Regions from separate parts of the Mus musculus genome. Here region 2 is linked to region 1. The links are chromatin loops, found by intact Hi-C in ENCODE. Cell type or tissue: heart. All regions are shown on one strand. Each heading gives the region's core, and the rest is flanking DNA. Links, peaks and the distances in the headings are about the cores only. Region 1 holds the start of Srgap3 (SLIT-ROBO Rho GTPase activating protein 3). Region 2 overlaps Srgap3 (SLIT-ROBO Rho GTPase activating protein 3).

Region 1 (15,014 bases), core at 4,411-12,410:
CTGAAAAGAGACAGAACCTTTGTTGGAGTAGAGTTCGAGGCTCACAGGGACACCCAAGATGGACCAAGGATAATTGCCCAGACTCCGTATGCATGTGAATGACATGATGCCCCTCCATCTCTACATATTACATACAAGAAATGAGGAAAGAGGCATCCAAAGGACAAAGAATGATTACTAGCATGCTTCAATAAGACTCAGTGAGATGACATCCTAGCTCTGTAGTTGACAAACTTGGACTGACAGTACATTATAACCTATGGTCCACATCGCTCTGGATCTTGGGCCATGATCCTAGAGAAATCAGTAGAGAGGCCCCAGATTGGCCCAGATGTATCTCTGTCACCATCCAGCAAAACAGAGACATGACATAGAAACCAAGGGACAGAAGAAAGAAACGAGAGGGTACTCTGAGTTGTGGCCAAGGTTGACTTTTTCAGAGCTGCGGGAGTCATGGGCTCCCCAGTTTTTATCTGCACCGTTGTCACTGAGCACAGACCACAGAATTCCAGGGGCAGTACAAAATCCATTCAAGGCACCCGGAGCATCCCTTGCCGTCATACACACTGCACTGTCACACACAGACAAACACACCCACACACAGACTACAGGCAGCACGTGCTGATCAGGACACAGCTGCTTCCAAATTGCCATTTCAATCAGTAGCTGAGCACTCTGCAGTTGAAAATGCCAAAGCTCACGTGTTGCAAGTGACCACAAAGCACCGCGCTGACACTACTTAGCAGAGCCAGGCATGCATTTGTTTCCCTCGGCCCCTCTTCAGGCTGCCTCCTGGGAAAAGCACTGGAGGACACTGGGAATGGGGTAACAGACAACAAGAAGACTCGGATAATTCATGAGTTGTACAGGCTGACATGTTTCAAACCATGAACCAAGGAAGAATCTCCCAAACCAGTTAGGGAAAGAGGCTTTCAGGGAGGACAAAGTTTGGGGAGACCAACCAGACTCTGAAGCTCACCCCCAACACTGCCAAGGGTGTCAGGAGCCCTGAGGGGAAACAAGCCAATTTCCTCTGGTTTATCTTAGAATTTCCAAGACCTATTGGAACACACAACTATTTTCTTTCACCCAACAAGCCATGTTGCCCCCATCAGCATCTTATCTTCCCCTGCCAGTGGAAATTGGAAAGTGGATTCTTTTTTGAACCTAGCTTTGCCAGGGTTCCCTGAGGAGTCCGATGCAATTGATTTTATTTCTCTAAACTTCATCTCTTCAACTAGAGAACTGGTGGGTCTCTTGAAGAGGTAGAGGGGTCACAAAACAAGAGGAAGATGCAATTGCCTTCCTCCACAAACTAAAGCTATATAGACCAAAGCATGGCCAGTAACAGTACCTACCCAGTGGATGACTAAAGGAATTAATGGAAGAGAAAAAACCCTCAAGAAATGAACAATTGGATCCTTAGATCTATTGATGGGGCGGCTGGAAGGAAAGCCACACCCCATCAAGACTTAGGCAAGAACTACTAGCTCCCAACACATCCCTTACCAAATCTCTGCCAACAGACACTGGAGACAAAGCAGGAAGTGCAGCAAACCAAGAGGATTTCTTTGCCCAGTAAAGCACCTCCTCTCGATAGAACAGGAAGTATGATATTCTTGACCAAGTGTTTGTATCCTCCAAAACGCATATGTGAGCCCACCCCACCCACAATATAATGGTACTGAGAGATGAGGTATAGGCCTGTGGGTTGCTCTAGATGTTGCATACTTGATCTCTGTGAGCATGCTCTGAAGAAAAGCCAGATGAGCAGACAATAGGATGGAGCTGTCTACAAGTCAGGAAGCGGTCTCTCACCAGAAACTTAATTTGCTGGCACCTTGATCTTGGAATTTCCAGCCTCCTGAACTGGGAGAAAGTGGTAAAAGCCATGCAGCCCGTGCGTCTTGCTCCAGGCTAAGGGAGGTGGCACTTTTCAACCACTCTCAGCCCGAAGAAACACAGATGGCTCTGTGCTGTTTCGCCCTTGGGAGTTCATGGATGAGGGTCTGATCTCTAGATTTTGATGAAGAGTAGTCATGTTTAGGGTAGAGAGGCAGAGGGAAGGAACTGTTCGTTCTGCCAAGCATCATGTGAAGAGGAAAACCATCCGGGCAGCCTTTGAAGGGTAAATGGCGGTTGAACAAACAGATTGGAGAGACATTGGAAGGAGAGCAAAGGCATGGACAGGGAACAGTTGGTGGTAGAGGAGGTGTGTGGAGCATTTGGGCAGGGGGAAGAGGAGACTTCTACTATAGCGGTAAGGCAGCAGGTCTTTCTTAGAAAAAATGTCAAAGTTAAAGAAGGTGGCTGAGGCTCCACTCCCAGGATTTGTACAGACTTCAACGTAAAGGTCACGGGTTGTGAGCTGGTGGCCAAATGGGCTGCCTCGGCCCTATTTCACCCACGTGTTTGGTTAGAGAGGGTAGAATTTTTAAAAGTTGGGCCATCATTTAAACAACCAAGAGATTTTGTTTCAGTTCAGCCTTTCTCCCAACAGTGGGAGAATTGCCCGCCCAGGGCTCACATCCCAGCCAGGCAATGACAGCACTTGTGCCTCTAAAGCTGCCCTGTTGGCCACAGCCCCCACCACTCCAGACAGTTCTCCTCATCCAGCATGCTTCCCTTCTTTTATCCTGTTGAAATGCTTGGAGAACCTAAGGAGGCTCTCCACGGCACATGGAAGAAGCCCTCTGCAAGACTTGAGCTCATTCTGACAGTTGCAAAGTTGTATTGTGGGTTTTCTTAATCTCTTTTTTATGTGACTGTCATTTTCTAAGGGAGGTCTTAGAAGGTAAATAAGGTATCCTATACTTTTTTATCTCTCACGAAACGCCACACAAGGCTTGAGGACAAGGTCGATGCCGATGTTGGTTGAATGAGTATGTGAACAACCGAGTAATGTATATTTCTGAATGCTTATTCTCCATACCTGCATGCTAATTCTTCTTTCCCCCATTGTGATGGTTTGTATATGCTTGGGCCAGGGAGTGGCACTATTAGGTGTGGCCTTGTTGGAGTAGGTGTGTCACTGTGGGCGTGGGCTTTGAGAACGTTACCCTAGTTGTCTAGAAGTCAATCTTCTACTAACAGCCTTCAGATGAAGATGTAGAACTCTCAGCTCTGCCTGCACCATGCCTGGCTGGATGCTGCCATGCTTTTGCCTTGATGATAATGGACTGAACCTCTGAACCTGTAAGCCAGCCCCAATTAAATGTTGTCCTTTATAAGACTTGCCTTGGTCATGGTGTCTGTTCACAGCAGTAAAACTTCGACTAAGACACCCATTTTTTGTTTTTGTTTTTTTCACTTTTACTATTAAAAAGTTGGTCTGCGATAAATATGAATGTTCCTAAAGTCAATCACCACACTCCTGTTTCAATTCTCTGTTGGGCTGAAATGGAAACAGGAACACGGTGAATGAACGTGACCATTATGTCCGGCAGCGAGAGCACTTAGAGCTCAGAGAACTCAGCAGATAAGATCCCCAAATGCTATCAGTGATCTCCGAGGGTACTGTGGAGGACAGTGGGGATGCCAAGAAACTGGAGACTGGCAAATGTTCTGATTTTCAAAATGGGAATGGGTGACAGCCTGCCAGTTTCTGGCTAGAGACTGTCATGTCACTCTCAAGCAAGGTTCTTGAACAGATTGTAAAGGGACACTTAGGAGCACCTAAGATAGGAAGTGATGTCTGTTTGGAGCCCGTGTCAGGGAACTGAGAATGAGCCAGCTCAAATCCATCCCGACCCCTAGCCTGGGAGATCAGAGATGCACAGCGGACATGCGTGGCATAAGCAGTGAACAGAGCCAAGGGCTAAGGTAACTCCTGGGGTATACGGGTAGAAGTATTATAGGCAGCATAAAAGGGGGACAGCTGTTATTTTTCTTCCACCATATTGACAAAGTATGGAGAGTGAAATCTTTGGGGCATCCTTTTGGAAAACCTCTTTAAAAACACGAAGCTCCCTTGCAAGTTTCTGGCACCTGCGGGAAGATTGAAAACGTGGCCAGGCTTAGAAGTGGCAACAAATACTTGCACTCAGGTATGACTGTGCATTTGGACAGGATGTGTGCCCTCAGGTCTATCATAACTGTCACTACCCCTTCTACTGCTGTCAGTAAGGTGTACCATCTGCCACGAATCATCTTCCTTCTATCCTACAAACACCCAACACACTGGGATTTGCAATCCAGGAAGTGGCAGGGCTAAGGTGAAGGAAGGACTGGGCTGTAGCTTCACTGGTTGGTAGAGTGGATCACTTACCATGCAGGAAGCCCTGGGTTCAATCCCCAGCATGGTTTTGCTGTAAACCCAGTACTCAGGAGGTGGGTGCAGGCAAGAGGGTCAGGAGTTCAAATTCACCCTTGGCAAGGCAGTACAAGGCTATCCTGGGCTCCGTGAGACCCTCACACATACAGCTCCCAAATACACAAGTGAAACAATGAAGATAGCAAACAGTGGTGGCTCTTGTTACCGACGCAACTAAGGTGAAGTACAGTCAGGGGCACAACGGGAGGCTCCCAACCCCCAAGGAGTGGGCAGTCACAGAGACGTGTCTGTCCTATTCTAAGAAGTCTCCAAGAAGAAAAACCTATAGAACCATTAGGTGATACCGTCTAAGAAAAAAAAAAATCCATGAGCCACAGCTAGTGAAACATAGTCTGTTAGCCAAGAGGATGCTGAGGCTTCCATCCCTGGAGCACAGGTAGACAGTCAGATGCAGGGATCTAGGAGGCAGGAGAAGGCTTGACTGTAAGCATGTCTACAGTGGAAATGCTATTCGAAAGTATCCATCCTTTGTTAAGTCAGGTAAACTCAACATCATTTCAAAAAAATCAGAAGTTTCCCTCTATGAGATCTGTCTGATGAAGTAGACTGTTTGCACCAACCTGGCCAAACGCCAGGAAGATGGTAACTGGCACAAAGCATTATTTTTGCTCATGGATCAAACATTCCTCAGAGACAAGCCACAAAGGCCGAGGGAAGAAAGTAAGAAAGGAACAATGGGACGCCATCAAGAGGCCACCAGAGCCCGGCACAACACTGCCATCTGCTACTGACATCAATCCTTCAAGGGGCTGTGTCAGCCAGACAATGTACCGGGGACACCAGGCCTGGGAAGATACCGGCCTTGCGACCTTGGGTAAGTCATTGAACACTGCCAGGCCTCAGTTCCTTATCTCTGAACCTGGGCTCATAGTAAGCCTTTTGTACACCATGTGGGCCAAGAACAGAGTCCCAGAAACAGGAGGTGCCTGGATACATCAATCCTTACCAGAGTAATTAACAGGCAAGGCTGTGGATGGAAGCCAGGGCCTGGAGCACGCCAGGCAAGTGCTCTACCACTGAGCTACATGCCAGGCCAGGCCAACAAATAACACTTTGGGAGGAGAGATTTCAAAGGGCCTTGGGTGCAACAGTCCTGTGATCTCCTTTATGGATGCCTACTGCAAGTGAAAATAAATAAATAAATAAACAAACAAACAAACAAACAAACTCAACCAGAGTGTAAAGACATCCAGAAGCTAGAAGAGACCAAATCTTTTGGGCGAATTTCCTGAAGAAATAAATCCCTTGCCATTGCCGCCTTGTACGTGCTAGTCAGTCGTTAAGTTAAAGGTGAGAGATGAAAGGAAAAGTGATGCTTTGTGGGGCCTAAGGGAAGGTTGGCTGCCTGGTGCAAGCCTTTTAAAGAGGAGATAAGCAGAGTTCTTACCAAGACACACACACTGTCCCAATATCTCATTCTCTTGTCTGTCAGAACATTTTTTTATGGGAATATCAATTTTTTTAAAGTAGTCAAGATAATCTCAACACACACACACATACAAACACATATGTAATATGTGTTATATATATATATATATGTTTTGAGAATATGTGTGTGTGTGTGTGTGTGTGTGTGTGTGTGTGTGTAAATTCACTCCCTAAAAAGTAAATATACAAAATTGAAAATTGGTTTTTGTTCTGACCGGCAGGATGAATCCCAGTCTCTGACAGCTAAAGGGCTTGTTTCTCAATTGACAGCAAGGCTGATACATTTAAGTCACTGTTTCTGACACTGAGCTGAAAACTAAGGAGGAGGCCCAGGGAATAGGAGAGATCTCTCTTCTTTAATCCCTGGGATCTACCCAGGGACGGTTAACATCCTGGCTGGGCCCACAACCAAAGACAAGGAAAACACAAAGCCCCTACCCCCACCCCATGCCTGTTCTCCAAAGCTTCCCCCCCCCAAATCAGAAGGTTGAAAGCAACACAGACAGGACAGACAGACAGCCTGAGGCTACTGATTTCCTGCGGTGTGGAGCCCTCAGGCAGCACAGAAACAGGCGTGGCATCCTCTGGTCACCAGAACCTCAAAGCAGCACCCTGCTCAACAGCCTCCAAACCAGGCCTCTCCACACCCACTGAAGATGCAGTGTGCCCACTCCGTGTGAGACCACAACACGCCCTGCGTCGCAGCAAGGAGAACCAAGGACTGGAAAGAAAATGGGTGCTCAGAGCCCCAGCTGCTTCTCTCCCCCACAGGCTCCGCAAAGGAGAAGCAGGGCAGGGAACCTTCAGCTCTCCTTGCTGAAGCTGTGCTTAGACAGCCCGAGGGTGCAGGAAGCCCACCGTCTGGCTCGAGGGCAGAGGCTGCTTGCCTTCTTTTAGCTGTGCAACTGGGGCCCTTCTCTTCCTCTCAGCTAGCAAGGATTTAGGGAGCAGCTTCTGCAAGAAGTATGGGTTCTATGCTACCAAAGCTGGAACCAGCACCCAAAGGGCATCTCACTCTCCTAGCAGGCAGACTTTCCCAGAACCACGGGAGCCAAGCGGCACCTACCAGTCCAAATCGTACACTGAGGTGTTGGCTTTTAACCAAAGCTGATGACCCGAAACACCGGTGTACAGAAGGACCAGGCTGCACGCTGGAAGATAATACATTTTCGGCACAGAACTCTCTCTTTATGCTTAAATGCCTGCATTAGTCTGGATCAATATGTCCCATAACAGTTAATCCATGGCAACTCAGACCAGGCAAGAAATGCTGACAAAGAAGGGCTACTTAAGGATGCGATGCACCCCCCCCACCCCCCCACCCCACCCCCACCCCCCGCAGCCCATACTCATGCATTTGAATTTCAGCCCAGAGAAGGCAGCAGAGGCAAAAACAACCACCCACAAAAGCCAAAAGAAGGGATGGGGAGAGCAGATCAAAAAATATATACATAAATAGCAAAGGGCTTTCTCGATGGGAGTGAGGGGGAGGAGGCCTTGACTGTCAAAATGGCCTTAGAGTGACATATCACTGCCAAGATGATGGAGTACCGGCGACACTCCTAAAGTCCCTTCCTCACACACCTGCAATGCAGAGATTTCTGCCCTTTCTGTAATTCACGCTCCCAGCCCAGGCACTATCTGCAGTGGGAGCCAGTCTGGACTTGTGCAGCCAGCACCCGGTCCTTCCTCCTTACAATAAGATTATTGCTGCATAGCAACTTCTCAAGAAGGCAGGGAGGCGAAGGAAGAGACAGCAGAGGGAGAGACAAGGGGACGGAGAGAAGGCAAAGTCCCTCGGCCCCACCACTCACCTTTTATTTGGGCTTCATATTCAGCAATGATCTCTTTGTCTTTCTTGAACTTAGTTTGAGATGACATCTTCCGACGTGGCAAAGAGAACTGACAGGCTGTTTGATCTATTTCTCCTTCTCTCTCCAAGTCCTCTCCCAAGCCTGGGTAATCACACAGCAATGGTCGATTTCACAGGTTTCAAGGGCTAATCTCTTTTACTTGGCTACAGAGCCCCGGGGTTGAAATCCTTCTTCTGGGAGGAAAATGCTCTCTGCTGGCAGGGAAATGGCTCTAGTGGCTTGCTCTGGTCAGCTCCTCTTGCAAAAGAAGTCACCCTGGGAGTACCATAACCTGCCCCAGATTTCCAGGATTTTTCTTCCAAAATAATAATAATAGCAGCCAAGAGCACACACAAACACACACACACACGTACACACACACACACAAACACATTCACGAGTGCACACACACGCTCACCCAGACACGCTTCCACGCAATTGTGCTGTGCACACACCCATCCACACCACAAGCGCGCGCATACACACACGCGCGCACACACACACACACACGCATACACACACACACCCTCACTCACACACACACACCCGCTTGCTCACTCATACACACACATCCACAAGAGGCGCGGCGCCTCCTGGGTCGTGTGGCCAGTCTCCGGTTCGCTTTGGAAGGCTCTGCTAAGGAAATGGTCAGGTTGCCAAAGGACCGGTCATCTCTCATCCTCCCTCCGGTCGATCGGCGCCTCGGGTCTGCTGGACGGTGAGGATCAAAACCAGGAGAGGGAGGTGGAAGTTTTCCCGGCTGTAGCGTTTTAGCTCCGCTGGACCCAGGGCTGGACTGCTCACCCTGCAGGGCTGGCTGAGCTCTCCCCCACCGCCCTCGTCACTAGACTCCGCCTCCCGGATTTTATAACAACTGACACATTGTAGCCTACAGGAGAGCTGAACTAGCTGCAAGCAAAAAGGGGAAGAAACGCTCACAAAAGGGAAGGCGGCAGGAGGGGGAAATCAGGTTGGGAAGGCCTGGGAGGCTCCTGCAAACTCGAGCTAGTAGTAGTTAGGCTGGAGATTTTCTAACAAACACAGAAAGATTCTTTTCTTTGCGTCGTGCTCAAACTAGCAACTATATGACGAGTTGTCACTCTGCCTGAGACTCTGGCAGAGTCTGATGCATGCAGGAGAGGCCACTATTTTTGAAAGAATTACTTGATAACAGGGACAGTGCCAGAGGTTTCAGCTTTGCAGAGAGATCTGGCAGACAGGGCTGCCTTCAGGCTCAGAGAAGGTGGGACAGCGCCATTCTGACTCCCTCGTCTTAGTTCCTTTACCAGTAAAATAAGCTCTCTTTGGAGACTCTTTAATGGACAATTTCAACAAATACATACAAAAAGCTTACTAAAGGGCCCACTGGCGTTATAAAGGCAAGAAGCACCATATGACAGTACAACAGAATTTAACTACACGCTGAATGATAGAATGGGTAAAAATGACAAGTGCTAAGAATTGAAAATATTACAGAGCGGGGGGATTCAAATGTAAAGAGCTTTTGGGAGATGGAGTATGAACAGAAACAGTTTGGCTCAGTACCTAGGTACACAGTAAGCTCCCTATAAATAGTAGCAACTATGGTAACCCCAGCATCCTAGGGGCTACATTATATATAAGTGGAAAATGACTTACCAGGGTGCCAGCATTCCAACCCAGACAACAAAACCCACCAGTAGTAAAGACTCAGTAGGAGTCTCCAGCATTTCATTAGAGAGTCCTAATTTCATTGGCATTTCAAATAGTTCAGTGTGGTAGGTCAAACTGGCATCAAGTACCATAGGATGCCTGATAATAAACTGTCATGAGAGTGTCTTGTCCCCCAAGAGTTCACTGAAAGAGACTTCCATAACTTTCTCAAACTAGGTACCACCTTCCACTTGTCCTTCTGGAATGGCCCAACATGTGATTTGGCTTGGGTTTAGAAATGAACAGGTTATCCGTACCAGCCTCTAAGGGCTCCCCAAGAGAGTATGCAGCTAGAACGGGTCTGGAGAGGTAGGTAAAGTGAGACAGGGTCCTCCCGCCTAGTGATCAGTGGGTGAGCACCAAGGGCTCAGTTGGGGAATGCACAGCAGCTGCCTGAGCAGTTCACCTGGTGAATCATAGGCTTATTATAGCTCTGGACACAGAAAGAGGAGGTTACAGAGTTCATAAGCAGATGCCACAGCCCACATCCTCCTGCCTCACCCTTCCCAGGGACATGTAGGCCCTCTGCTATGCAGAAGCCACAAGTGTCATTAGAGGAAGATATGCTCAGAGATTAACCTGCCTTAAGCCTAGATCCTCAGAGAAAAGTGGAGTTAGTGTCCTATGCCCTGGAATGTGAATATGCAGCTAACCAGATTCCTTCCTGTCTCTTCTAGGAGCCTGGAGCCAGGTGACTCTGACTGCTCTCTGTGGCCGCTGGGAGCAGGAACCCAGGAAACGGCCATTCTAGCCATGAGGAGAATTTTTAAACCACACATGCATGTCAGAGACGCATACAGCGCGCTGAGCCATGGGAATGTCCCAAGAAGCCATGAGACAATAAAGCGAGATGTGTCAGAGAATGCCTGTTGAACAGCAAGGGCTGGGTTTCTTTCTCAGAAGAAAGATGATTTAGAGTCTGGCCCAGCCACATCCCAGCTGTGTGGCCTCCATGTCGTCTCAGAACTTCAGTGTTCTCGCCTATCAAATGACAGTTCCACGGAGACCCCACCAAGGGGCCAAGCATCAGAGCTGTGGCGTTCACAGACACTGGGGACAAAAGCAGGTCAAAAAGGAAGAAGAAAAGAGGGGAGAGAAGGGAAGACTCGGACAGCCACAAAGTTGTCACCAATGGAGGAACCTATATTGTCTCAAATCCTCTGTTCCTGGGAAGAGGTCAGCAGCCTAGGCAGGGCCCCTGCACTGTGGCCTCATCTTGTCCCTTCCAACCTTCCCCACAGCTCACTGAGGTCTGGGTCACTCAGACTGACTCAGACTGTCTCCCTTCTGCAACAACCCCCTCCAAATGGCCATTGTTCTTTGTTGAATGAAACCAATTGCTATTGCTAATGTTTACTCTTCACAGGGCAGTAACAGAAAGAAGACCCCCCCTCCCCATAAATTTGTAACTGAAAAGGGGCAAAACCATGTGACTTGATCTGTGCGTTCCCCCCCCCCCCAACCAAGAATTAGAACAGTCATGGAAATATGCTCTTTCACCCAGGCCTGTTTCCTGAAGGACTTTAGATATTCCTGAATTGTACTGAGGTTTTATTCTACTTCGTTTTGTTTTGTTTTGTTTTGTTTTGTTTTGTTTTGTTTTGTTTTGTGTCCGTGTTTGCCTGCGTGTGTGTGTGTGTGTGTGTGTGTGTGTGTGTGTGTGTGTGTGTGTGTGTGTGGTACATACCTGCTGCCCAAGAAAGCCAAAAGAGGGGTCAATTCCCTGAACCAGAGTTGTGAGCTACCATGTACCAGGAACCTAACCTGGGTTCTCTACAAGAGCAGCCAACATTCGTAATCACTGTGCTATCTCTTCGGCCCCCAAAGTTACTTTTTAAAAACGATTTCTTTATTTCTTTATTTTGTGTGCATTGGTATTTTTGCCTACATATAGGTCTGTGTGAGGGTGTCAGATTTCCTGAAACTGGAGTTATAGAGAGTTTTGAGTGGCCATGTGGGTGTGAACTTCAACCCCACCCAGGTCCTCTGGAAGAGCAGCCAGGGCTCTTAACCACTCAGCCATCTCACCAGCCCCTAAATTTTTACTTTTTTATTAAGGCCTCCCTGTGTATAGATGACAGCCCAAATACTCCATATAGATCTCATAGATATAGGTAGGTCCTTGCTATACCTCATTAGGTCTGGTGCTGTAAAAAAAATCTTTATTTTCAAATTGGGGAAGCAGAGACACAGAGCAGAGAGCAATTTGCTCGGGGCCAAGGCACTATCTAGTAACCACACCCACTCTGGAACTCATTGAAATGCAGATCTGACCAAGATCAAGACCCAAGAAACTAACCAAAGGAGGAATTGTAAGCATAGTAATGGCTCTCAAGTCTTTACATAGCTTTTCATTCCATGGTTATGTTCGTCTTAATAGCTTCAAGTGAAAGTTTTCCATTAAACAAACTAGAGGTTAAAAATATATAAGGAAAACATCACAAATGACCATTGGTGTGACTTAAATTACAATTGCAGCAGAATAATACAAAACTCACCCGACCGGTTTCTTTTCCTGGTAGAAAAAAAAGAAGAAGAAAAAAAAAAGTGGGATGGGGGAGGGTAGTGCTGTGTTTGAAGGAAGAGTAGCCAGAGTCGGTTTTGGTTTAAGGCAATTTTACTTTTCTGGTCAACTAGAAACACTCCCTGCCTCCAGCTCAGGATGACTAATTTTGTGACATTTTTCCACACTGCCACCAGCTAATGCATCCACCGTCAGTTCAAAGAAGAAGTCTGGCCTTCTAACTTGGTTTTGAAAAATGGATGTAATATAACTAAGTCAGCCAGTTGCTACTAATGGAACTGTGGGTGTGACTCGGTGGTAAAGTGCTTTGCCTAGCTAGCACTCGCAGGCCCTGGGTTCAGTCCCCATGACCTTGCCCTATGGGCAGCACTACCTGGACCAAATGGGCTATATTAAGGAGGAGAAAGAAGAAGACAAAAAGAAAGGAAGGGGAAAGGTATGAAGTTGGGAGGTAGATGAGTCGTGGGAAGAAATGAGGGGGTAGACATGCACATATGTCATTATACAAATGCATGAAATTCTCAGAAATAAAGAAAAAATGTAAACGCAACAAGCAAAGTCCAGAGAATTCCCCCTTTACCATGCCTATCACAAGCCAGAGACTGAGTCCTCCAGCATGCAAAAACATAGGAATTTTAGGGCTAGAGAGATGGCTTGTGGCTCATAGAGAGCACTTGGCAGCTCTTCCAGAGAATTCAAATTTGGTTTTCTGCACCACTTCAGGGACTCACCCCTGTCTCTAATTCCAGTTTTAGGGGATTTAACCCCCTCTTCTGGCCTCCCTGGGCACTGCACGTGCATAGTCTAGAAACATATTTGCAGGTAAAACACCATACAAATAAAATAAAAACATACAAATCCTCCAATATACAATACTAATATACATATAGCAAATGTTCTTAGCAGCACTACTAAGGCTCATTAAATGTCTTATGGTTACATTGCTGTGGAGAGATACCGTGACCAAGGCACCTCTTATAAAAGACAGCATTTAATTGGAGCTTGCTTACAGTTTCAGAGGTTTAGTCCACTGTCATCATGGCAGGAAGCATGGCAGTATGACAGCAGACATGGTGCTGGAGGAGCCAAAAGTTCTACATCTTAATCTGCAGGCAACAAGGAAAGACTGTCCCAAGGGGCATGGCTTGAGCATATATAAGACCTCAAAGCCTGTCCCCCGTCACACACTTCTTCCAACAAGGCCATACACTCACTATGGACCTATGGGGGCCAATTACATTCAAACTACCACATTATAAACAGGTGAGTGAATTAACAGAATATCAGTATATTTGAATAGCATTTTTCTGTTTTCATATATTCATACATAAAGTTAAGTTTTGATATGTGGCTTAGTAGAATTAATTTTTTAATTAATTTATTTTATTTATATGAGCACACTGTATCTGTTTTCAGACACACCAGAAGAGGGCATAAGATCCTATTACAGAAGGTTGTGAGCCACCATGTGGTTGCTGGGAATTGAACTCAGGACCTTTGGGGGAACAGCCAGTGCTCTTAACCTCTGAGCCATCTCTCCAGCTCCAATAGAATGAATCTGTTGTTTGTTTGTTTGTTTGTTTGTTTGTTTTTGTTTTTGAGACAGGGTTTCTCTGTGTAGCCCTGGCTGTCCTGAAACTTGCTCTGTAGACCAGGCTGGCTTCGAACTCAGAAATCCGCCTGCCTCTGCCTCCCGAGTGCTGGGATTAAAGGCATACGCCACCACTGCTCAGCAGAATAAATCTTAAAAGCATGGTGCTAAGTGAAAGAAGACAGACACAAAATGTCACATTATCAAAGATTTTTTTATATGAAATATTGGAGATTTGGAGTCTCTTTGGTGGTGACACATTTGGGAAGTAAACATAGGTGATAGTTACCACTCTATAAATGTGCTAAATGTCCTTTGATTTCATACTTCAATGTGCCTATCTTTTTATTTTTATTTTATTTCATGTATGTGGTTGTTTTGCCTACATGAATGACTATGTACTGTGTGTGCCTACTATCCATGGAGATCATAATAATATGTCAGATCCCTTAGAACTGGAGTTACAGTCAGTGATGAGCCGCCATGGAGGTGGTAGGAATTGGAGTCAGGTCTTCTGCAGGAGCAGCCAGTGTTCTAACCTCAGAGCCAGCCCTCCAGCCTTTGTGGGAATTTTCTATATTATGAATGTCTCTGTAATAAATAAATCAATTCTTCAAGCCTATGAGTGTAGAGAGCCGTGCCACAAGCAATCGCCATTATAAGATGGTGCTGGCTTCCCCTGTGCCTAACTAGTAAACAAGCCTTGTGCACAAGTGCGAGAGTGAACTCACGCATAGTCACTGCCCATCTCGGGGCATAGTAATGAGGTGATGGGTGAGCAACAAATCAGGAGCTGACATGCCACATCAGGTGCTGAAACACCACGCTGAGGGCTATATAAGCAGCACCATTTTCCGGGGTCTGGGTCTTCCCTCCTTAAGAAGCAATAAAGCTTGCCGCAGAAGAATCCGGTTGTCCGAGTGTGTTCTTGCCTGCGAGAACGATAGCTCGGGACATATGAGAAGAACACCAAGAGCCTGGATAGAAGTCAGTGAAGTCTGTGATTGACAGGCAACAGAAAGGGAGCTGCATATGAATATTACACACTCCACTCATGATCAGCATCTATCAGGTATGGCTAGATCCAGGCAACAGGACACTGTGTCTTTCTCTAATTCTCCGTCTTGCCTTCCTGTAGGGTAGCAGGCTCTCCCCCATAAAATGGTAAAAGAGACCCCAGCGGCTCTAAGTTCTCTCAGCCTGTCAATCCCAGCAATAAAGACTTTTCCCCAGAAATTCCTATAAATATTCTGGGAATGGTCAACTAGCATAGGCTAGCCCAGAACCATGGATATCATGGATAAGGGGTAGGAACATAGTAAGCCTGCCCTGAGGCTATGTTCCAAATGATCAACTTGGCCCCAGAGGTAGAATGAGTTCCCAAAAGAGGATCGAGGTGCCATTCCAGAAGGAAAAGGATGCACAAAAATCAACATCTTGTCTGCTAAGAACCACTTAGCAGGAATAAGATCCACTTAGAATGGGACATGCAGGACAGACATGTAACAGAAGTGCCACACATGGCATAACATCATCTGGAACCTTCTCATCCAAAGCCACAACTTGAACCAGGCCTGACTGCTCCCAGGAGAC
Region 2 (15,014 bases), core at 3,629-11,628, 110 kb before region 1:
AGGATGGACTATCCAGAGACTACCCCACCCGGGGATCCATCCCATAATCAGCCACCAAACCCAGACACTATTGCATTTGCCAGCAAGATTTTGATGAAGGGACCCTGGTATAGCTGTCTCGTATGAGGCTATGCCAGTGCCTGGCAAATACAGAAGTGGATGCTCACAGTCATCTATAAGATGGAACACAGGGACCCCAATGGAGAAGCTAGAGAAAGCACCAAAGGAGCTGAAGGGGTCTACAACCCTATAGGAGGAACAACAATATGAACTAACCAGTACCCCCAGAGCTTGTATCTCTAGCTGCATATGTAGCAGAAGATGGCCTAGTCGGCCATCATTGGGAAGAGAGGCCCATTGGTATCGCAAACTTTATATGCCCCTGTACAGGGGAATGCCAGGGCCAAGAAGTGGGAGTGGGTGGGTAGGGGAGCAGGGCAGAGGGAGGGTATAGGGAACTTTCGGGATAGCATTTGAAATGTATATAAAGAAAATATCTAATAAAAAAGAAAAGAAAACCTTCCTTGAACCAGGCCTGGTGGCTCATGCCTTTAATCCTAGTATTTGGAAGGCAGAGGCAGATGGATCTCTGTGAGTTCAAGTCCAGCCTGGTCTACAAAGCAGTTCCAGGACAGCCAGGGATACACAGAGGAAGGTTGGGGGGATGGGGAGAGAGAGAGAGAGAGATCCTAGATTCAAAGGACTACAACCCCTCTACAATTCAAATAAATAAATAGTAAGTAAATAAATAAAATATAACTTCAAAAGTCTAAATGTCTATTTTAATTTATATATAGGTTAAAAGAAATACAATAAATGTATAAGTTTTCCGTATAAAACAATATTAAGAAAAAATTCTGTAAAGGAAATTGAAGGGAATTATGGATTCAGAAAGATAAAATGATATGAAGAGTTTTAGGTTCTCTCCAATGGACAATTGAGAATACTGACATACTGTAGAAGTCTCCCTATGTCCTGGCAATTCCACTCCCTGAGAAATACCCCAAAACGTCAGTGTCAATAATGAAGCATTAGAAGTAACTCCAAAAGTCCAATAAGAATGGAAGTGGTGTTCTCAAGTGAGATTGTTGAGGGAAATGCTACACGGTGAGAAAGTAGGGCTGCGTACAGCATCATCGTGAAAGGCAAGGACCTTGTGTTTACTGAATCAGTCGAGAAAAATGAGACCAGGAAAGGTGGTTTACAGCGTTAGAGAGAGAAGTCGTCATCTTTAGAGGGATGCTGACCCAGAGGAACTCAAGGTTGTCTTCTGGGGTCTGAGCATGCCCACACACCCTGATCTGAGCACTACATGGGTCCGATGAATGGAGCTGCACCCCATCTATACATTCTTCTAGATTATGTAAGAGTTCATGGAAAGACAACTTTTTTAATTGCAATGTTACTGAGCTTTGGTTTGCTCTACTTTGAAGAGAATGGTGTAATGTTATTCTAAAATGTTAATTTTTTAAAACATGGCAGAAATACATCCTCTGTTAGCTACTTCCACTTAGACAGAAACATTTTATATGTCAACTAAAACTGTACAACAGCAGAGCCTTTCGGGTTCATCCTGAGGGTAGGCAGCAGGAGGCCCACACTGCTGCTCTGTAGCCCTGGCAGGAGGGTCTCCTTCCAGCGAGGCCTGGAGGACCCACTGGCTCCACCACCATCCCCAGTGCACCATGGGACTCCTGGATTCACAGACTACCAGGACTGGCTTTGGATGATGGTTGTTACCATTCTTGCAAGCCCTATAGGAGGTCCCTACAAATGAAATCCAAGCTCTGAGTGTGGGCTCTCAGCACAAAACGGGTCCCTCAGGAGAGCAGCCCACAAAGCCTCTGAACATGAGGATCTCATGTGACACACAGGCACACATACAAACACACAGAAAAACACAAAGTTCACACACAGGACCACAGCACATGCCACATATTGGTTAGATAACCACACACTCTTCACCAACCTCACATCCCAGACACATTTAGGCAAAAGTCACATGGCTATGCATGCCATGCATGTGCACACACACATATACATACACACACGTGTCACATTTACATACATGCTCATACCACATGCATACATGTGGTAAACATACATGTACACACATATACCGCATGCATACACATACACATACCACATGTACACAATATTCACATGCCCCATATATACATACACATATACACGTGTATATGCTCACTATGCACACTTGGTGTGGCTCTCGCTATCAGGTTTTACACACATACACATAGACTGTACACACATGTACACACATACTCTTGCACACCATCAGTTTCTACAGAGGATGCACAGAGGCTTCATGTAACCTAAGCTCAGAGGCTTGGTGAAGGTCACATTATACTCTATGAACTGTCATCAGCCACACAGGCACGTGCATAGGCCTGTGTGTGTAAATGGGTGAAATGTCATTGCACACATCGCCACGACAATCTCTTTTGCATATTCCCCTACCAACATCCAGAACCTCCCCCGTCAGAATCATCTCGATGATGCTATCGTTTCATGGGCTCATGGTCTGCAGGTGCTACTCTTGTGTCAGCCACAGAGAATCCCTAGAAGGAGAATAACTGCTGGTATCCCCAGCTTCACCCCTGTAAGTGAGGGAGTGGTGGCCCAGAGGGCACCATCAGGCTATGGTCCTAAAAGCAAAGCCAAGCTAGGAATCAAACTCACGCCCCTCAGAAAGTGACAATACAGCTTTGGACACCACACACCACAATAGACTGGAATCCACTAAGAGCTCGGTGTTTTTCATGTTAAAACAAAACAAAGGGCAACCCGCTTCTAAGTCCTCCATCTTCCTCCCCAGCGTCCTCTGCATAACACGATGCCCCTTATTAGAAGGGCTGCAGGGCAGAGTCGGCTTGCCAGTGTTCTCATGTTTTAGCAGAAAAGCTCATAAATCATCCTGTAATGACAGGAGACAGTCTGGAAGGGGCAGAGACACCTCCCCCAATGCACACAGCCAGCTGAAGCCTCCAAATCGCTGCACACAGGGAACCTTCTGAGCCTAGCTAACTGGAAGTCAAGGTGTCTAGTAGTAATCAGAGGCCACCCTTCCATTCCCCCCTGCAGCCTGTCCCTGCTCAGGAACCCCCGGGGGAGTTGGTTCCCAGTCCCCTGAGTTCTGTGTCCCCCTCCACAGGGCTGCTAGGAGCTTTTCTTCTTGAAGATTTCAAAGAGGGAAAAAAATCAAATTAATTCAAAATGGAGCGGCTCCCCAGGCACAGCCTTGTGCAGTAGATGTCCCCCCACACCCGCTGAGGGAAGGTATCCAACCAAAGCATGGCACAGTGAGACAGAAAAACAAAGGGGGTGAGGCAGGGAGAGGGAGGGAGGGCTTGGGAAGTTGGGACCGGCTTTGACCTCAGACCCTCCCCTGACCACTCAGTACTGTCTTCTGGCTCTACACTCGGGGATATGGAGCTCAGAGAAGAGGCAAGACTAATCCTACAGCCCAGGTCTCAGGAAGCATTCACCTCCGGACTCTCCTGATACCTTCTCAGTAGCCCCCCCTGCTTACAGGGTAAAGACCCTATGTCTCTGGCATTCGGTGCCTAAGAATCCACAGACTCCCTACCTAGTCATGTTCCAGCTCACGCTGCAGGCCACAGTCTCACCAAAGCTGCCACCCACAGCAATAACCAGGCCCACGCACCATGTCATAGCCACAGCCTCCTAAGCACAAGAAGACCCACGGGATTAGGAATTCTAGTTTTTCTTTTTTTTTTTTTTTTTTTTTCCATTTTTATTAGGTATTTAGCTCATTTACATTTCCAATGCTATACCAAAAGTCCCCCTTACCCACCCACCCCCACTCCCCTACCCACCCACTCCCCCCCTTTGGCCCTGGCGTTCCCCTGTACCGGGGCACACAAAGTCTGCGTGTCCAATGGGCCTCTCTTTCCAGTGATGGCCGACTAGGCCATCTTTTGATACATATGCAGCTAGAGTCAAGAGCTCAGGGGTACTGGTTAGTTCATAATGTTGTTCCACCTATAGGGTTGAAGATCCCTTTAGCTCCTTGGGTACTTTCTCTAGCTCCTCCATTGGGAGCCCTGTGATCCATCCATTAGCTGACTGTGAGCATCCACTTCTGTGTTTGCTAGGCCCCGGCATAGTCTCACAAGAGACAGCTACATCTGGGTCCTTTCAGTAAAATCTTGCTAGTGTATGCAATGGTGTCAGCATTTGGAAGCTGATTATGGGGTGGATCCCTGGATATGGCAGTCTCTACATGGTCCATCCTTTCATCTCAGCTCCATACTTTGTTTCTGTAACTCCTTCCATGGGTGTTTTGTTCCCACTTCTAAGGAGGGGCATAGTGACAACACTGGAGTAAATTCAGGTTTACCCAAAGCCTGAACAGAAGGCACGGAGAGCGCCCTTCCCCCTCCCCCCAGCCCCTGCACCATTTCTCTTCTCAATGATATTTTTACTGGCCCACTATACTTGTTACCACAGAAGAACTAGTCCAGATACACTCTCGCTTTGAGCCCATATTTTACTTTGAGGTTCTCTCTTGGTGCTCTGCCTTCTGAAGGTTCAGACAAGGCTGTAATCGACAGGCTCACCATTATCGCTCCATGCAGCACAGTTTTGTGGCCCTCAGAGCCCCCTGTGGTTTGCCTAGTCATCACCCTTTCTGCCCCTCTTCCTGTGCCCATCCTGTCCTCTCAGCACCCCCTGTATGTTTTCCTGTCTTCTCCCCACCCCCCCCACCCCCGTCTAGAGCTGGACCCTTTCAGAGAGCAGCCCTCCTGAACAGCTCTGCCTCTCTGCAACACATTTACAATGTTCCCATATCATTTTGTAACTTGGCAGTTCAGTTCTTTTACCATAGAATGAGATTCCAATGTACAGGTTTCATTTATTTGCTTATCGACTGAAGGCCTCGTTGAGGGCTTCCTATTGTGGGCAACCATGAGATAGCCGTCACAAACATCTGAAGGAAAGGGTCTGAATAAACACACATCTTCAATTCATCTGGGCAAAATATCTTTTCAAAAAAAAAAAAAGCGATTCGTGATGGTGCACACCTTTAATCCTGGCACTGAGGATACAAAGACAGGCTTACCTCTATGAGTTTAAAGCCAGATTGACCTATGTAGCAAGTTGCAACCAACCAGGGCTACACAGTGAAACTCTGCCTCAAAACAAACAAAACGTAAACACCCAAAAACCAGAAAAAGAAAAAAAAAAAGATCATTTTTTTGAGATTTTTTTAGGTTTATAAGGAAAAAAAAGGGAATCTCACTTTTCTCACATTTTTTGAGTTAATTTCTTTCATCTATATGAGTGTTTTGCCTGCATTTATATATGTGTACCGCGTGCAGGCCTGCTGCCTGCCCACAGAGGTCAGAAGAAAGCAATGGACCCCTGGGAACTAGAGCTACAGGTGGTTGTGAGCCCCCATACGGTGCTGGCAGCAGAACCCGGGTCCTCTGCAAGAGCAGCAAGTGCTCTGAGCCACTGAGCCATCTCTAAAGCCCCAAAGGACTGTATCATTCTGTAGAAAAATAAAAGGCAAATTTATGAATGTTTAACCTGGTCATCTCCAGCTGGGTCGATGCTCAGTCCCATAAACCCTAGTACAAAAATACTGAGCCAGGCTGATGAGACGAGAGGGCTCAGCAGGCATAGGGGCTTGCCACCAAGCCTGACAGCCTGAGATCAATCCTTGGAACCTACGTGGTGACAGGAGAGAAGTAACCTGCAAGGTACTTACACACACACACACACACACACACACACACACACACACACACACAGCTGCTTAGATTTGCTTCATCCTAACCCTGAGCTGGGTGATAGAGGATGGAAGTTTTCCGTCAAGCAGAGCTGGCCCTGACTGAGTTAACGCTAGAAGCTTAGCTGTTGTGGCTGATATGGGGGAGGGTGGGCGTGTGATAGTGCTAGCTTTACTTACTTACTCTTGTTATTGGTTGAAATTTTCCATAAGAAAAAAAAGAAGAAAACAGTAGCCCTACCCAGAACTTGATGCTAAGCTGAGCTCTGGTGAACAGGTCTAGCAGGGGGAAGCCTGCCAGCTTGCCTGCAGGCCTCAGCCCCGAGCCTGCAGATACCCTCTTGAGTCATGAACGGGTACCAGAATACCACCTAAAAGGGTAGTTTAAAATGCACCTCCCAGCTCCCACCTGATCTCCCCTGCCAGCCTGGTCTTGAGAATGAAGGGGTCATCCTGAAACCCCTGGCACCAAAAGGCCTCTCATGGTTTGAACATCCCAAACAGCAAGATTGTGTGCCCTGTACCCAATCTCAGCTCCCCAGAGCTAGTCAGGATGGCAAGCTGGTGGGGGTCTCACCTCCGTGTGCATCTCTCCTGGTCGTCATGATAATGGCTGCTTGTATTATCACCCTGTTCTTGTGGATGAATGGACTAAGACTTGGGAGAAGAGATTTGGCCAGAACCAGAGCTCACAGGGATTAAGGGACAGATAGGATCAGGGTGTGTCCCCCAGGGGAGTCCTTACTGCTTTCCCTTCCAGAGACCATGCCTCGCTTCCTGTCTCCACCCTACACTCCACTGTCACTGAGGTATGCCTGGGCCTGTCCATCACAATGCATTCCGACTTTGAGGACAGGCCCTCTGGAGGTCCTGGGCTTTGTGGGACAGCAAAGCAGGCTTTGGCGATCACCTGTTCACTTAGTCAGCTTCGAGCTGGGACAGGTTTCCTTTGTGAAATGGAGATCATACAACCAGCACTGTATTGTTGCAAAAAAACCCAAAAAAACAACAAACACCTCAGAGAAGTCTCCTGGATCTTTGCTAGGCATCTGTTAGCACCACACCATCCAACTCAGTCGGCACTAGCTATGGGTGGCTATTGAAATTTTATGTTGTTTTTGCACATATGTATATATGATGTCTGTGTACATGTTCACACACATATGAGGTACATGTGAAAACCCAAGTGTGATGTATTCCTGGACTGTGGTCCACCTTATTTATTGAGTCAGGATGCCTCACTGCACCCAGAGCACCCCATTTCAGCCAGTATGCTCAGCTAACTTCCTCCAGGGATGCCCCTTCTCCACTTCCTGTGCAGTGAAGTGGTAGGCAGCTTGCTGGCTTTTACATCCCTTCTAGCAAGCTGCCTGAGCCTCATGTTTGCACAGCAAGCACTTTACCTGGTGGCTCATCCCCTAGCCCTAAATTTTGTTAAAATTCAGTCCATTCCTCCAGCACACGCATGTCTCCCGAGCTCTCAGACTCATGTGTGCCTTGCGGCAAGCACAGTGTAGACTATTTCATCACTAGGAGAGCAATCATTTAAGATTCAATAGAATTTACTCATTACACCCATTTCCCTGAATAGAAACAGAAGCCCAGAAAGGGCAGGACATACTGGCTCCTATGGCTCCCATGTGTGCACATGTGCTCTGACAGGAGCAGATAGTGGGTTCTGAAAACTCCTGGAAAAACAGGTTAAAGAAGACCCTCACTGCCCAGCCCAAAGCCAAGTATCCTACCAACCCCAGAGAAAATGGTGTGGCCAGTCAATTCATCTAGCCAATGTCACTGAAAATTACTTTTCCTTACCAGGGGTACACTATAAATCATGGGTGTCCAGTCACTGTAGAGGACAAGTAACTCTACCTGTCCCGCAGAGTTGTTGCCAGTAATAGATTAAAAATAACATGCCAGACACTTAGGAGGGGACTGTGTCCTGACATAGTAAAAAGGGGAGATGCTCAGAGGCTCTGGGGACAGCCAGCCTGGCTGGCTTCTAAATCTGCCTGTCAATGGTAAGAGTTGATACGTGCATAAAGCATTTCACACAGGATCTGGCACATAGTAGGGATGCAGTGAAGGAAACATCATGTGTACAATGAGCACCAAAGGCTCTGGTCACAAAGCTATTCCCCAGGGTCCCCTTCCATGTCAGTTGTCCACAGCCCCACAGGAGGGTTCTATGATCCCACGACTACCCCTTTCTCCAGCCTCCCTTACACAGAGATGCAGCTTTCCTTTGGCAGCCCCCTGACCATTCCCTCCAGCTCTGTGGCCTCCCTGGCAACCAAGGGCCTCAGCTGCAAGGTCCCAGGCAGCTGCTGAGGCAGTTACCCTGGCAACCTGGGCCCAGGCCCAGATGCATCTGCTTTGTCTTTGAGCAGCAGGGAGCAGCCCAAGAGACCAGGAGAGTACCCTCTCTGTGAGATGGTCTCTTCAGAATCTCTGTCCCTGTCCGGGCTAGCTGGTTCCTAGCACTTTGTATCATCTCCTCTCCCTCCTTCCTCTGAACAAGGATCTCTATCTTCCTTCATTAGTCTTTACCAAGCCAGGTAGGTTAACAGCACTGCCACTCTGACCATAGAAGAAGAGATAGCTATTGCACCATTTCATTGGTGAAAAAAACTGAGGTCTGAAAAAGAGCAAGGAATTTACAGGCTCTGCCAGGTACTGCAAGGGTTTAGCCAGGCTCCTAAGTCTTTGAAGGAAATCAGCTCCAAGATGAAGCTGTTTCTCTCTCTGGAATAAATGGGCCACTGGGTGCTACTGTAGCCAAAGCTGAGTCTGACGTTAAACTTGGCTGTACTCAGTCAGAGCTTGGCCTGGACACTGTCAAGTCCTGTGACCTCGAGCAAGCCAGTTCATCTCTGGCCTGTGGTTTTCCCATTTGCAAACTGGAGGGAATTAAAAGCAGGCATTTGTGGAGTTCAGTGTTTTCCATGAATCTATGCTACAGCCTTGGGAGACAGCTTTCCGTTTCAAGGAGGAGAAAGAGGCACAGGCATGAGGTGGCTTGCCTAGCTTCACCTGATACTTGAATCTTTGGGCTGCCTGTCTTATATCGTGTGCCAGAGATGCTTCCCAAATATCTGTCAGACATGCTACCCATCAGTCTGGTCTTACCTCCACCATTCCTTTAGAGAAGTAGATGATGTAGGCCTACAAACTACAGAGGCTTTGTTGAAACAAATCCCATCTACTTGCAGCTTTCTGAGGAGTGGGGTACACATAAGCTGGGAAGGCACTGAGTAATATAGTCCACACTACTGTTCCACTTCTCACCTCCACCCCAAAAGGAGGCATGCTCTGTGGGCTAGCATTATAAAATAATAACGGTTATTTTGTACTGATGATGAAGATCGGCCCCATGTAAAAGAAAGTGATATGGCCCTCATAGTCCCCCACACTCAAGAATTAGCATTTCATATAAATCTGTGGAGATAAGGAATAAGATATCCCCATTCCCTACATCCATTCAAGCAGGGAGATCCAGTTCTGCAGTTCCTGCAAGCAAGGAACAGTCAGCAAAAGAGACGCCATCAAAATCTGACGAGGTGGGAGAGAACGTTTCCCCTAACACCTGTGCTGTGTCCAAATAATAGCCAGTCCCTGTCAGATTTTCCTGACTTCCAGATATCCAATGAAATGTAAAGGACAGGCAGGGAGAAGCCAGGCCGCCTCCTGCCCAAGTCCCTGAGTTAAAGTGGCTGTGATCAATCTCAACAGGAGATTAATATTCAGAACTCTGATGCCCAGTGGTCCCTAAAGGATCAGATGCATTGAAATGAGAAAAAAATGAGATGTCGTTAACACTGAGAGCATCCAGCTGTGGCCTCGGATTCAGGATGCCTCACTTTGTGTGGGAAGCAGAGAGGGGACGGCCAGCCTGGAGGCTTCTGATCGGTCACAGACCTCACAGCTGTCATCAGGTGATTTCTCTAAGAAAGACTTGCCCTATACTCACTTAATTCATGGGTTGGTTGGTTGGTTGGTTTCATTTGTAGGAGGGGGGTTTCAAGATAGAGTGTCTCACTGTGTAGCTCTGTTTGTCCTAGAACTCACTGTGCAAATCAGGCAGGCCTTGAACTCACAGAGCTCCGCTTGCCTGTCTCCTGGGGTGAAAGGCGTGCATCACTACACCTGGTTTAATTCACGTTTTTAAATTGTCTCTCTTTTTTTGTTTGTTTGTTTGTTTTTTTGTTTGTTTGTTTGTTTGTTTGTTTCAAGACAGGGTTTGTCTGTGTAGCCCTGGCTGTCCTGGAACTCACTTTGTAGACCAAGCTGGCCTCGAACTCAGAAATCCGTCTGCCTCTGCCTCCCGAGTGCTGGGATTAAAGGCGTGCGCCACCACTGCCCGGCTTGAAATTGTCGCTCTTTCAACTTACTTTTCAGTACTAGGAATCGAACCTAGGAGTTCACAGATGCTGGGGGGGGGGGGGGGAGATATTCTACCTCTGAGTTGCATTTCCAGCTCGTTTTCATTTCTATGGGATGCTCTCTAGTATTTCCACTGGTAGAAAAGGGGGCGGCTATAAAAATAAATGCAGCAGATATAAGGCTAGTGAGTTCTCTAGGATTCTATAGCCCGAGACCTGCTTTCTTTTTTGATAGAAGAGGGTTGGCAAGGATGAGAAGTGTTGAAGACATGCTGGAAGCAAGCAGAGACTATTTTAGGTAATCAGAGAGACAGAGGACAATCTGAAAAGGGAAGACTGTCCCTTTGTGGGAGCCACTGGGGCCGCTGTGTCCCTGTGGACCGCCTAAGATCATCTTACAAAATGCCACCCTGGGTACCTGTCTGTCACCCCGGTTAACAGTGATTGGCTGCACCATTAGTTCACAACAGGGAAGGCAAACACACGCTCTCACTTGAGGCAGCACAAAGGCCTTGGTATACATGTGGTACAGTCTTTACTGGACAGAGGGAGAAGGCAATGCAGCCATGAAACAGACTCCTGGTGAGGCTTCAAACCAAGGGATGCCAGTTGCCAGCGAAAAGAGACAAGGAAGAGAGTCTCATCCTGAGCCTCTGATAGGAGCAAGCTCTGCTGACACTCAGATTTGCACTAGTGCGATAGATTTTGAGTTCCTGGCTTCCAGATCCAAAAGAAAATAAATGTGTGTTTTAAGTCAGCAGAACTGTAGCCACAGCAGCCTTGGAAACAAATACAATAGACATTGCACCATTCTGAGAACCTCTGTAAATAGTCAGCACACAGGAGACTAAGGAGAGTGGAGTAGACAGGACAACAGTAGCCACAGACAATTAAAAACATGAATGTACATAGTTGTTTCAATAGAACTTTATTTACAAAAATGGGCACCTAGTCAGATTTGGGTTGAGGGAGGAAGCATGTAAACTCATGTTCCATTTTCCGCTTTGTTTGTTTGCTTTTGTTTTGTTTTGTTTATAATTTCCTAAGTTTCTTCCCAACAGACATTATGCCTCTAACAGAAGGAGACGCATCAACTTTTGCAAACTATCAATGGGCCCTGGGAAAGGCACGGCTGAGCACTGTAGGGTGGTTGCCTCCTCTAGGGGTAAAATAGTGTACAATAGTGTGAGAGAACACAATCTGACAGCACAAGTTCAAATGTGCTTAATGTGCAGGGGCCTTCACTTACAAGGCTAGGAAGCCAAAGCAGAGTAGCTCCCCACTGCCTCCAGCCCGTGTGCATTCACCTGGCAGTTACAGGACGAAGGGTACCTTTCCTTGACCTTCTGATGAGGATGCCACTTGGAAGGCTATCCAGGCTCATGCTGGAGCCCAAATACTTTATGGATATTGTGGCCACTGTTCCCAGAGGCTTCCCATGGAATGGTTACAGCAGGCTGCATGATTTATGTTCCTGGAGGCCACATGAATTATGAGCCATGACCTCATTCTCTCGTTCTGGCATCTGTGCACTTTCGCACTTTCTTCCCTATTGGTTTTCAGAAAGGAAAGAAGGAGAAACAAAAAAGATCTGATTTCTTCTCTCTCTCTCTCTCTCTCTCTCTCTCTCTCTCTCTCTCTCTCTCTCTCTCTCTCCCTCTCCCTCTCCGTGTGTGTGTGTGTGTGTGTGTGTGTGTGTGTGTGTGTGTCTCACTGTCTGTCTCTGCCTGTGTTTGTATGTCTGTGAGTCCGTGTGGGGGTGTGTGTAGTGTGTATGTTGTGTTTTCCTTCTAGCACTGTAAAAGTCTGCGGTGATTCTCAAAGGGAACCCCAAATTCATTCCACAACAGGAATGCAGGTTAGATTCCTGAGGTGAGCACATGGCGCCTGATTATTATCACCTACAGTTCCCATAAATCAAGCTCATTCACCCATCATTGCCAAATCTGACTGCCCATCAGTGAACCCTCAAAATAAACTCTTCGGGGGACTCTCTCTGTCCCTGGGAGTAGACGGAGTGAAGTACGACGTAATAAAAGAACTCCAGCTAAGCACGTCCTCAAAGTCCAACTGAGCAACGTTGAGGCTAAGCCTTGGGAAACCATCACCAAACCATTCGAGCTGCCTAGCAGCTTGCTGATGGGTTAAAAGCCTCAGCGCTGAGACCGGAATAGCCATGGGTACCACAGTCTGGTAAGGCATGGCTTTCTGTTATTGTAACAAATATCCGAGGCAAATCGATTTAAAAAGAGGAAAGGTTGACTCCAGCACTGGATTCTAAGGTCTCAGTATATGACCACTTGGCCTGCAGCTTTGGGTCATCAGGGGCATACAGTGGTGGCAGGGGATGTGCCAGACAGGAAACTTCTCCAAACTACATGGCATTAAGAAGGAAAAAGAAAACCAGGAAAGTCCAGCGGCCTGATACCCTTGTCAGACACACACTTTCCTTTCATAAGTCCCGCTCCGTAAAGGTTCTACCACTTTCCAACAGTGCTGCAGGCTAGTGACCGACCAAGATTTTAACACATGGACCTTTAGGGGAACATACAAAACACATCTGACAGCAGACCCACTCATACTCAACCCATAAACTGGGCGTGGTGGCGCACGCCTTTAATCCCAGCACTCGGGAGGCAGAGGCAGGCAGATTTCTGAGTTCAAGGGCAGCCTGGTCTACAAAGCAAGTTCCAGGACAGCCAGGGCTACACAGAGAAACCCTGTCTCAAAAAAAGAAAGAAAGAAAGAGTTCCCTAAATAGCAAAAGATATACACATGGTTTAATCCTTTTGGCATGTTTATTATTGTTGTGCAGGACTAGAGTTTAAACCAGTGTCACCATTTCCCGGGTTTAGCTGGGCACACTTGCAAAAGATCATCCCAACGGGTTTGTTGACCATTGATGGTCTCTTGTGGGGGGGGAGGGCGGGGTTGTGAGACCCTCACCTGAGTATCCAGCCATTCCTCTCAACCAGTTATAAGCAATTTTGCCCTAGTTGCATATGGCCTCTGGGAGAGGCTAGAGCAGCCGTTCTCAATCTGTGGGTGGCAACCCCTTTTGAGGAGTCACCCCCAAAAGGGGGGGTCACAAATCAGATATCCTGCATATCAGATATTTACATTATGGTTCATAAAAGTAGCACAATTATAGTTATGGAGTAGCAACAAAATCATTTTATGGTCAGAGGTCAACAACATGAGGAAACGCATTCAAGGGTCACAACACTAGGAAGGGTGAGAACCTCTGAGTTAGAGTATTTAGGCTGAGAAGGACTAGGGAAAGGGTCTCCATCTACACAGCCATCGGGGAGTCATCCAGGCTGGGTGCAAACTTTCCAGTGAGACTGTTTTAAGGCCACCCATGTGCCTTCCCATTAGCCTTCACCCATTGCTCTGTAGGAAGCCCAACACATCCCCAGAGTAAACGCTGGTGGAATTCTACCTTGTTTGTTGTTGGGACCACTGAAGGAGGGGTCAACTTTGTTTATCTCTCCCAGTGAGTCATTTTAGCGGTGTTATTTCTTTATTAGAAGCCCCTCCATCTGGGGGTGTAGCTCAGCTGGTACACTGCCTGTCCAGCACCAGAGAAACCAAGTGTGGCAGTGCATACCTGTAATCCCAGGGCTTTGGGAGCCCAGCCGGGGATCAGGAGTTCAACATCAACCTCAACTACATAACAAATTTGAGGCCAGTGCAAGCCACCTGAGACCTCGTCTCTAAACAAACCAAAAGCATGGCGCCTTCAAAGAGTATAAAGTATGTTTGCCTGCTCAGCAACTGCAATTGTCAGCCAAGCTCAATCAACGAAGAAATGTGTATGGCTCCTCTCCTCCAGACATTTCTCCCAATGCTCTAGTGAATTAGAAGTCTCAGGCTGGAACCCAGTCATTCCCAGTGGCACTCGGGGTACGCACGTAACATCCCAACATAAATCCATTTGTCCTTTACACACATACGGAATTCTTTGCTAAGCTCATATTTCAGCTCTTAGGTCTTAAACTGAAGTGGAAAAAAACCCTCCCGAGTGTTAGCCCGCCACTTGGCAGCAGGGTGCAAAGGTCTCCGTGCTTCCTGCTTGGATAGCAACTCTTCATAAGACTTCGGGCACATGGCTTTACTGTTCTAGGTCAGTGGGCCAAGGGGTTGCTTTTCTGGCCCTCAAGATGTGGGCCTTAGATTCCATAGAAAGTGGAGAAGTCCATCCTGCCATTAAAAGCCTACTGTATGTTAGCCAAATGGACAGTACCTCCACATGCCTCTGTGCTGCATTTTGGCCTCAATCGGGTTAGATGCTCAGCAGCTTACCAGAATCACCTCCAGCTACGAAGCCTGCCACCAGCACTGAGCACGTGACCATTAGCTCCCACCTCCTGGGCCTCCTCCCTCTTCCCTGGCCTCCCCTCGTTTCTCCCCAGCACCAGTGTGGGTTGCCCGGTACAGTCTGCTCTAGCAAGAACACAGAGACAACAGATCCTAACTTCCTCTGTACTGCCTGTCCTGTCCTGTCCTGTCTGATTGTCTTACATTTGCCCTTCTGAATGAAGATACTGCTGGGGGCCGGCATTCATTGGGGAATGAATGGATGATATGCTACTGAAGACTTCGGAGTGTAAAAAGACTTCAGGGTAGGGAATATATAGTTAGCAAGGAATACAGCTAAGGCACAAAAGCTGGTGACACCCACTACTTGCTGTAGTCTGTTGGAAAGGTCAAGGGGCACAGAGTGAAACCCTGATCGTTATAGGGCTCTGAGCCTACCTTTCTCCCAGAAGGGTACCCAGTGCATAGACAAGCATCTGATATGAAGAAAGGTGATCCAGTTTGGGTCATACTAGCCTGGCTGTGATGGTACATGC

The links. Peaks named below come from ENCODE experiments on the same cell type or tissue, not always from the same donor. Only the 100,000 strongest peaks of a DNase experiment are listed, where the experiment ranks them.
Region 2: it touches region 1 in a loop (2.0-fold over the local background); 4 of 42 quality-filtered maps call a loop at or near these places.

The regions. Positions count from the first base shown.
Region 1 is chr6:112,938,855-112,953,868 of GRCm38, forward strand. It overlaps Srgap3 (SLIT-ROBO Rho GTPase activating protein 3), which reads right to left and starts at 8,412. Exons shown (of 22, transcript NM_080448.4): 1 at 7,576-8,412. The coding sequence starts at 7,642. In heart, for the core only: a CTCF peak has its summit at 8,460; DNase peaks (open chromatin) are centred at 7,807 and 8,457; H3K4me3 peaks cover 2,715 bases; H3K27ac peaks cover 1,284 bases; H3K27me3 peaks cover 838 bases.
Region 2 is chr6:112,830,985-112,845,998 of GRCm38, forward strand. The region is part of intron 1 of Srgap3 (SLIT-ROBO Rho GTPase activating protein 3); the gene reads right to left. Among named protein-coding and RNA genes, the nearest start is that of Srgap3, 110 kb to the right of the region's middle. In heart, for the core only: no CTCF peak of the experiment used is centred there; a DNase peak (open chromatin) is centred at 8,607.